Linked DNA regions of Mus musculus: region 1 is linked to region 2. The links are chromatin contacts, found by Hi-C in ENCODE. All regions are on one chromosome and are shown on one strand. Each heading gives the region's core, a stretch centred on a gene start or an enhancer-like site at or near the end of the contact. The rest is flanking DNA. Distances are from core to core; before and after follow the strand shown.

Evidence for each region. Hi-C counts contacts between places; a loop is a spot of excess contacts on that map.
Region 1: a map of regulatory T cell shows a loop between it and region 2 (1663-fold over the local background). The contact joins the promoter of Sh2d1b2 here to the enhancer-like site in region 2. A Hi-C loop is called at or near these places in 5 of 37 maps with a recorded cell type or tissue (T-helper 1 cell, T-helper 17 cell, T-helper 2 cell and 1 more).

The regions. Positions count from the first base shown.
Region 1 is chr1:170,230,649-170,235,570 of GRCm38, forward strand. Sh2d1b2 (SH2 domain containing 1B2) reads left to right here and starts at 2,223. Exons shown (of 4, transcript NM_001033499.1): 1 at 2,223-2,356. The coding sequence starts at 2,223.
Region 2 is chr1:42,813,327-42,818,499 of GRCm38, forward strand. No RefSeq gene overlaps it. Among named protein-coding and RNA genes, the nearest start is that of Mrps9, 35 kb to the right of the region's middle. Within about 2 kb of position 1,849, at least 1 of the 3 ENCODE cell types and tissues checked has a DNase peak (open chromatin) inside an H3K27ac peak, as active enhancers do.

The DNA.
Region 1 (4,922 bases), core at 973-3,472, about 130 Mb after region 2:
ATTTATGGTTCAATCACCGTCTTCCTCTTAAGCATGAAGTCTTGGAGAGTGTTCCCTCTGAGTCTCCTGAGCACGAGGTCTTGGACAGTGCTCCCTCTGAGTCTCCTGAGCATGAGGTCATGGAGGGTGCTTTCTCTGAGTCTCCTGAGCACGAGGTCGTTGAGGGTGCTCCATCTGAGTCTCCTGAGCACGAGGTCGTGGAGGGTGCTCCATCTAAGTCTCCTGAGCACGAGGTCGTGGAGGGTGAGCCCTCTAAGTCTCCTGAGCACCAGGTCCTGAAGGGTGCTCCCTCTGAGTCTCTTGAGCATGAAAATCCAGGAGGGTGCTCCCTCTGAGTCTCCTGAGCATGAGGTCCTGGAGGGTGCTCCCTCTTAGTGTCCTGCGCACGAAGTCCTGGAGGGTGCTCCCTCTGAGTATCCTGACCACGAGGTCCTGGAGTGTGCTCCCTCTGAGTCTCTCTAGCACGAGGTCCTGGAGGGTGCTCCCTCTGAGTCTCTCTAGCACGAGGTCCTGGAGGGTGCTCCCTCCGAGTCTCTCTAGCACGAGGTCCTGGAGGGTGCTCCCTCTGAGTCTCCTGACCACGAGGTCCTGGAGGGTGCTTCCTCTGAGTCTCTCTAGTACCAAGTCCTGGAGGGTGCTCCCTCTGAGTCTCCTGATTATGAGGTCCTGGAAGGTGCTCCCTCTGAGTCTCCTGATCACGAGGTCCTGGAGGGTGCTCCCTCTTAGTGTCCTGAGCACGAGGCCCTGGAGGGTGCTCCCTCTGAGTCTCTTGAGCACGAGGTCCTGGAGGGTGCTCCCTCTTAGTATCCTGAGCACGAGGTCCTGAAGGGTGCTCCCTTTGAGTCTCCTGACCACGAGGTCCTGGAGGGTGCTCCCTCTTAGTATCCTGAGCACGAGGTCCTGGAGGGTGCTCCCTCTGAGTCTCCTGAGCACGAGGTCCTTGAGGGTGCTCCCTCTGAGTCTCCTGAGCATGACATCCTGCAGGGTGCTCCCTCTCTGCCCAATCTCAGTCCAACTTTTCCCACGCATTTTACTAATGGTCCACTGAGTAAAAGAAACCATTGGGCAGGAACTGGGACTGCAAGCTTCAAGTCAGCAAGGAAGGTGAGCAATTAAAAAGTTTGGCCAAAACAGTGCTCAGTTAAGAATAATTTAAAGACATTTAATGTAAGTAACTTAAAAGTTGATGCTCTTATTAAACATTTTTAAAAAGTAAAGTAATTAAAATTAAACGGTATAATTGGGGAGTCGCACCGATCAGTACAAATGATAAATCTTGTCAGGTCTGTCTGTGCTAATTAACTGTGGTTCTGAGGTTTGTTACCGGTTACCGGTAGAATTCTGTGTCTTTAAAGGTTAAAGTGCTTTGTTCTCTTCTGCTGTGATGGGCTTCCAGTCAAGCCTGCAGTCCAACTCCCAACAATGGTCAGTAGCAGCTGTAGAATGGAAGTCCAAGGATCTAGCAGTTGCTCAGTCTCACACGGGAAGCAGGCAAAGGAGAGAGAGCCTAATAAAGACTTTCTATCAGTTTAAAACCATATCCAAGTAGTCTTCTATGATGGATGCTCCCAAAACAGAGATTCATTCTTGATAGTGCTATTGGGGCTAAGAACCCATGGCTAGAGAGGTTCTTGTACTTAGGGAAGGACATAGGACTATTACTTTGTTAAATGAACATGGTATTAAACCTAAGAACTTATTACTATTGTATCCACAGAGCAGGGCATTTCTCAACCTTCATTAGGGAAGCTTACTTTTGAATAGATGGCCATTAATGCAGAGCACGATCAGAAAAAGCCCAAGCAGAAATGGATACCTAGTGCAGCAGGGTTAGTGGTATGGCCCCTAGGAAGCACACTAGTAGCCAGAAGGGGTGAAAATCTGTACGAGATATGCTGTAACCTGGCCCTAGGAAGCTTGACTTTAGTGCTGCTGCTACAGCCACAAACAGCACTGACTCAGGTAGAAGGTATACTCGCTCACTTGTGTGAATCATATTCGAACCACCTACCTCTAGGCTGAAGTGTCATGGTCACTCCATCTCCCTCCCTTCTCATTTCCTGAGTCGTGTAAAGCTCACTGACCCCACAGAGCAGCCTCATTTGTTTAGACCACAGTGGAGGAACAGACCTTCCACTCCTCTTCACTTCCCTCATCACAGCGCCTCCTTGGCCTGGGACTGATCTCAGGGTGACAGGGCGGTTTAAACATAACAACCCTCCATGGATCTGCCTTACTACCATGGCTGCCTGACCAAGCGAGAGTGTGAAGCCCTGCTCCTCAAGGGAGGTGTGGATGGCAACTTTCTGATAAGAGACAGCGAGTCTGTGCCAGGAGCCCTGTGCCTCTGTGTCTCGTGAGTATCCTCATCTTCATGCAGTTGAACCCTGATGGCAGCCATATGCTCAGGGAATTGTATCTCATTCTACTTTGGAATAGTAATGGGCCAGGCACTGCCAGGAGAGGACAGAAGGATATCCCTGCCCAGCTCTTCTGCTGGCCTTCCTCTCTCAGTTGTGCATGCCACATGAGCAGAGTCTGAGACAACAGAAGAGGGTAGACAAGGAAGGAAGGAGAGAAGGTGATGGGGAGAAAGAACGGACAGAGCAGCATCTTCTCTGCATGCCTCTTTATGTGATGTGGAGAAGGCCGGGGGCGGGGGCCGAGGGGGGGGCTTTACTATTGCATGAAAGGTTGGTTGGCTGCATTCACTTGCAGTATTTAAAATGCTAAGATTTCATATGCTTTCAGGTTGGTAAAGGGCTTTACCAAACTGCATTTCCTCATTTCTTTTTATCCTTTTTGTGCTCTCGTGAGACAAGCAGGATCCATTGTCATTTTATAGATGAAGAAATAGAGCAACACTGAATCCTTTATCATGCCTGTTATAGAAACTGAGGAAGACTTTATTCAGGGTCCTCTTGACAGGTGTAGAGATTGATGCAATGGTGACTTTGGTGGGGGAGGGGGAAAGATTGGCTTTAACTCTGAATACAATATGAATAAGTATAAATTAATGGCAAGGAGAAGGATGGGGGTCTGTACATGGAAAAGAACTAAGGGGAAACTTTAAGACAAGGGAAAGTACAGCTAAAATGACCCTGGGATTCTAGCTGAGGAAAGGCCATTTCGATCAGATTTCATCTGGGGGCAGATGAAGAAGCTGACAAGATACAAAGCTTTGGAGCTTCGAGAAAGCTGAATTTTATAAAGAAGTGTACAGGCAGGCCTAGGAGGTTTGGGAGCTTGACTGAAGTCCAGGTGAACAAAGAATCAGTGTTACTGGAGTAGAGTGCTCTTAGATTCTGGAGAAAGGTCAGAAGGCAAAAGTGGTTGTCACTACTAGTTGTGATATAGTGAGGGATCTTTGTTTCCTTACGTGTGGCCAAAGAAACTCCCTCGAGAGAGACAACATTATGTGTATCTTAGCTTTCAATCTGCAAGTGATATTCAGGTGATTGTTTATTTTTTGTTTGTGTTTTTGGTGTGTATCCATTGGTAGTATGTGCCACAGTCATGGTCTCCATGTAGTGATGTTAAGAGGTGGTAGGGTCTTCAAGAGATGGAGCCTAAGTGGAGACCATAGGTCACTGGAACTATTACCCTTGGAAGGATCTTAGGGGACACTTACTTTGTTCTTTCTAAGAGTGTCATTATCAAAGGAATTAGAATGGCCCTACTATTTCTCCATGTGGCCTTCCCCTCTCTACATTATGACAGCTGCCACCATAAGATACAGCCAAGTGGAGCCTCACCTCACCCGGGGCCATACTGGGCAGATGAGTGACAAGTGCTGGGATTCAGAACTTAAAGCTGATGAGGAGTAAGTCCCAAAGCTGGGAAGTTAGAGTGCTAAACCATTTCAGCTCTGGGTGGGAGATGGGGAGGAACTACTTATGGTGGAGTGCAGGGCAATATAAAAAGTGCAAGGGCGATCCCAGAGACAGCACACATCTTGGCCAGCATCCCAGATACAAGGTCTACTTTGAGGTGCTCTTTAATCTTTTTTTTTTTTTTTTTTTTGAGACAGGGTTTCTCTGTATAGCCCTGGCTGTCCTGGAACTCACTCTGTAGACCAGGCTGGCCTCGAACTCAGAAATCTGCCTGCCTCTGCCTCCCGAGTGCTGGGATTAAAGGCATGCGCCACCACGCCCGGCTCTTTAATCTTGATATTTATTTTTACCTTAATTGAGTTGTGTCAGCCCAGCACGTATATTCATGTAAAGCAACCATCACTTGGATTGTTTTTAAAAAAACAAAGATAAAACCAAGTCAAATGAGAAAGGTCTAAGTATTTGTTGAGCACTTTCACAGGACCAAACTCTTCATATATTATCATATGCTTTGACTTTATCACCCCAGGGCTACTGAAATATGTTCTGGGTAGTCACCTCAGAAATATGTTATACAGTGCCCAAGGGAGGAACCTGAGCCGTGACTTTTCCCTCATATCCAGAATCCTGCCATCCTCCTTGGCAGAGACAAGCCCTTTCTTTGCTGCAGTATTTGGATTTCTGAGCTGTCCCAGAGGCAATGAATAAAGAATAAGACTTTAGAGATAAATGAGAGAAGTCAGGAGTGGTGGTTCATGTTTGTAAACCTCACAGTTTGGGTTGCTAACCTAGGCTATAGAGTAAGGTTCTGTCTCAAAATTCCAAAAGGGAAGGAAGGAAGGAAGGAAGGAAGGAAGGAAGGAAGGAAGGAAGGAAGGAAGGAAGGAAGGAAGGAAGGAATATGAGAACAGGATAAGGAACCAATGAAAAGGGAGGGAAGCTTCAGAGAATGTCTACCTTGCAGCTTGAAGCGAGAGCGACCACGAGCAGGAAAGGGCATCTGAGCTAGAAAACCTCAATGTGTGAAGTGTGTGTGTAATGTGTGACTTTCTGAAAATGAGGAAATTGAAACTGGGTCTGCCTTTGCAA
Region 2 (5,173 bases), core at 599-3,098:
TCTAGCAGTGAGGGTGGCCAGATGGTACATATGTATATCCTGGTCTAAGTCCAAAAGCCTAAGGTTAAGCAGCTCCTGTGTCTGAAGGAGTGAACAGATATCCTTGCTCAAATCAAGACAGCACGTTCATTTTTCTACTGTCTTGTCATGACTTCAGCCACAGCTGAGTGGATGATACCCACCCACACTGGTGATAGCAGGTCTTCATCACTGGGAATATTGAGACAGACGCTAGTCTCTGGAAATGCCATCACATGCATGGTCAGGCGTGATGCACTCCAGGCTGTCTGGGCCTTCCTCATCCCAGTTAAGCTGACGCATAAATTAAACCGCTGTTCTTGTCTTCCCTATCTGCTCTCTGTACAGTGTCCAGACTGAGAAACTCAGGTAGGAACATATCCACCCCCCCCCACCATCCCCCACTTTGTAAAAGCTCTCTGAAGTTTCCCTTTCACTAAGAATAAAGTCAGAATGTTTGAACAGAGCTTAACGATCCTGCATGGTCTCATCAATGTTTGGGTGATAACTGCCTTTCGAGCAGCTCCCTCTTGTCAACTCTGTGCTAGCTGGGTATCTGCTGCCTTCTCCTGTCTCACACCTCTCAAATCTCTCTTGCATGTCTTGCACATCAAACCCCTGTTCATTCTTTAACTCTGAGGTCAAGAGTTACTTCTTCAGAAAGATACCTTTACCACACCCTACCCTCCAATCTAGACACATGAATTCAACTACCATAATCATCGTTCCAATTTTATTCTTAGTCCCTTACAATCTTAGAGCCCAGTCATAATTCATAACTCAAGGACATTTATTTAGTTGATATCTTCTTCCACCCCACCAGAAAGATAGTCAATTAGTCAATACATTCCTATTACCTAATGTAGGCCTGGCACAAATGGGATATCTAATGAAGATCTGGCATAAAAATATATTGTCAGTCACAGTTATCTTCAAGAACCACAGAAGAAATAGAGATGTAGTTCAGTAGTAAAGTGCAAGTTTAGTGTTCATGAGCCCCACCCCACCCCCCAATAACAACTCCAAAAACCACACACAACAAAAAGCATCATCATCTCCTGGTTTGTAGGAGCTCTATCAGCCAACTTTATACCTAAGAATCAACTTGTTCCTGACCTTAACACTATGCTCAATTTCTCACAACCCTGACTTCTTTTGTTCACACTTGCTGTCAGCTGCCAACATTGAAAACATGAATTTACCCTCTGCCTCAAATCAGCTCTGTACCTCAGCAGACCCTGAACTATGTAACATCCCTGCACCTCTGCATTTCAAAGTTTATTGACGCGGTCTGCCGGTGGAAGCTCTCTCATCTATCCACTCTCCATCCTTCAACATCATTGAGAGATGCTGTCCTTTGGTCTGGTGCTCCCAGTACTAGTTTGTATAAGTGAGAGGAGAACTATTTATTTAATGTTATTTTCTTTTGTTAAGGTTACTTTCAAAATCTCCGCAGTCATGGAAAACTAAAAATGAAAAACAACCCCCCTTCCTACGACACTTAAGTGCTGTATGTGATGCCACCATAGGACCTAGACTGCATTCTGGAACCAAAGAAAGCTAAAGCCCTTTGATGCTGTGTCTGGCATCTGTCAATCAATATAGCAGGTGCCTGACCACACATGAGCCGTGTAGCACGTTGTCCCACAGAGCATGCGGCACAGTGCATGACGGGAAAGGGGAAAGGCTTCCGTTCTCATGTACAGGATGAACACGGAGATTCTCCTTTTCAGCAAAGAATTCGTCTCCTTGTTAGATTCCCTAAAATATGCCAAAATGTTTTTAAATTCAGAGCTCTGTGCTTTATGTCATGAATATTTCATCCCCTATCTTCAGATATTCTCGTTAGCGTAGATGCAGGGGAGAATATTTTATACCAGATAAGGAAAGACTACATTAGCATGCACATTCACTGTCTTAGTCTGTTTGGGGCTGCTATTACAAGATAACATAAACTAGGTGATTTTTAAACAACAGCGGTGCGCTGTTTCTCAGCATTCTGGAACCTGCAACTCCAGGACCCAGATGTTGGCAGATTTGTTGCCTGGCAATGCTCACTTCCGAGTTCATAGATGATGGACTCCCTCTCCATCCTCATGAGTGAAAGAGACAGGAGAGTGCTCTGGGGACAGCTTCATAGTGGCACTAATTCTACTCACAAGGACATTGCTTTTGTGATTAATCACATCCCAAAGGCTAAAACCAAAATACGGACGATCTGGATCTTGACATGTGAGTTTTAGGGGAACATAAACATGTAGCCATAAGGAGGCAAGCACCAGACACACCCAAGACTCACGTCAGCATGATGCTTTATCCAGCCCTGTGAGCAGGCAGAGAGAGCAGGCGCTGTAAGTAGAAATACACGGAAAGACTTCATAAACTAGTGATTGTGTCATAATTAACACTTAAGTATTAACCAAAAGCAAGCAGGGATCCCTTACACAAACACTTTCTGGGCTTTACTTAGACAGATATTAACAACTCTGACGGAATGCAGCCCTGTACAGTGGTGTGAGCAAGTTCTTCCAAGACAAATCAGCCTCCGTGATTGCTGGGCTGGGTGCTGGATTCTTGTTTTGTTTTGTTTTGTTTTGTTTTGTTTTGTTTTGTTTTGTTGTGCTGTGTTGTGTTTTGAGGCATGCTTTCCCTGGCTGTCCTGGATTTCCCTCTGTAGACCTCCCAATGTAGACTAGGCTGGCCTTGAACTCAGAGATTAAAGATGTGCAGCATCGCCACCTGGTTGGGAGCTCGATTCTAAATGCAACAGTTGCAGTGACAGAATTCATCAGACCTAGAAACATAGGCCCAATATATGCAATTAAATGCCACTGTCGTATGGAAGTGTCTGGCCTAGTGACCCTGAAAATGCCCAGAAGAAAATGGCCAACTCTTAGGAGTTAGTCTTGGTTGTTTTTGTTTGTTTGTTTCATTTTTGTTTGTTTGTTTGTTTTTGTTTTAAGTTTAAATAGCCGAGAGACCTAAAACCTAAATGGGACTGTCAGACATAGAACTTCCACGAGCTCTTTTCTGTCAGTGTTTGTGATTTAATGGGATCAAGGAGTGTTTACTGCTTTGGGGCGTAGGTAAAAAACAGGTGTAAAGCTGGTCCCTGAGTAATTGGTCAAGTTAGGCACAGGGCCCACAACTTCTCACAAAAATTTCAGTGAGTGTTAGTTAGGTCTGCATTTTCCAGCTCCATGCCATTCGGGGCAAAAGGAGACTTTTCAGAACTGAGCCTGGGAGAGGCCTGCACAGTGTGTGGAGGCTGGTTAATTCCACGTTCTATAATTTAAAAGAATTTTAAAAAGATTTTATTAGAGAGGTTCTTGATTTAAAGTGGTGCTTCAGGAAGTAATCAACTGTTTTACTGTCATATTGAGATAATAGCTACTTCTCAGCCTGTATAAACTCAGATAATATCCATATTTCGGGCTACACTCGGGAGCATGGAGCGTTTGAGAACAAACGGCCTGGAAAGGGATTTTCCACCTAAAAGCCCACAAGACTCATGGATCAGGCAAGAACACACACTGACCAAGGAAATTAGACAAGTGGCAAATTATATTGATACCAGTTTATTTCTGCTCACTTGGTATGTGAGGAAGAGAACAGGAGAACAAACAGAAGAAAGCAAAAGAGACAAGGAGAGAAACTATAGGAACCATAAAGACTACCCCATCAGTGTCCAGTACACAATATATTTCCATTATTCGGGAACCTCTAGCTAATGTAGCAGTTTACTCAATTTGAAAATCCATTTAAAATACTTTTGTCATTATGCTTTCTTTACTGATGATTTAATTTTCTAACCATTTATAAAATATGTCAAAATATTGAGATCCAGAGTTTTGGCTCTTAGGATAATTACTCATTAATTGGAGCCAGACTTTCAGAATGGAGCCAGATCACCTTAGGGGAGGGGAATTGGGGCCAGGACAAACATTTTAATGTCATCACCACCACCATCACCACCACAGTTATCATTACTACCATTGCCACCGATATCACCAACCATCGCCACAAACATCACCAACATCACTATAACATCACCAATGCTATCGCTCACTGCCACCAAGTTAACACTGTTATTAATACCACCATCTCGAACACGAAGGCACCACCATCAATCACTACCACACGTACTTCCATTGCCAGCCCTGCCATTACTCTCCGGTTAAAAACTAAAGTGAAGTGACTCTTTTGCATTGTCTAAAGGTGTGGTCTACACGTCCTTGCTTAGGATAGGACATGGAGGGTTTTCTAAAGTAAGGAACCGTGTAGTCTAGAAATGATGTAAAACCCTGAGTGTGTTAAGTAGTTTAGAGTATGCAGATGTAGAGGTGGCTCTAGACCTCTGTGTGTGCAAAGACGACACACACTGACATTCCTTTCCCATAGCCTTGAGTTTAGTCACTTCCACACAGAGCCACTGTTCCAAGACCCACTTGCTAAATACATAATAGCACTTCATGTCAAAATTGGATCTGTCTTCCTTGGGTTTTAAAATAACTCAACAATAACCCAAAAATAACTTTACGGGCCTTCGTTTATAAAACACAATGATGTTTTTATGAAAAGGTGACAATTTTTCATCTTCATGTTTTATAGTCTGAAAACTTAAGAATGTTGGGAGTGCACTGAAACTTCACAGCCAAGCAGAGACCCCAGCACCAGCCAACCAGCCACACTCCCTTTCTCCCTGTGTCAGGGTACCTACCAACCACAAAGGCATCATTGAAATTCCGTTCTGCACTCAAGCTACACACAGCTACACACAGGTAAGAAGGGAGCTTAAAAAAAAAAGAAAGACACTTTTCTTCCTGAATTTCAAAACTTTCTTAGTGCAGAAAATTGTGTAAAAAAAATTTTTTTTAAATTCAGCTCGTTTTTCATTCAGCAAGGAATAAAAGCAGAAGGATGACAAATTGATATAATCAAGCCATTGACTCAAAATTAAGATCTAGGCTGCCTTCAAGTTCTCCAGGCACAACGCTTGGCCCCCTTAATTACCCTTCAACATCTAGGTGAGCAAGGGCTTAATGCAAATAATCAGCTTCCTTTCCAACGGAAATAATGTTTACTTTACATTTCATGGAACGGCAGCATAATATGTTGGTTATATTTACAGCAATAATCATTTCAGAGATTCTGA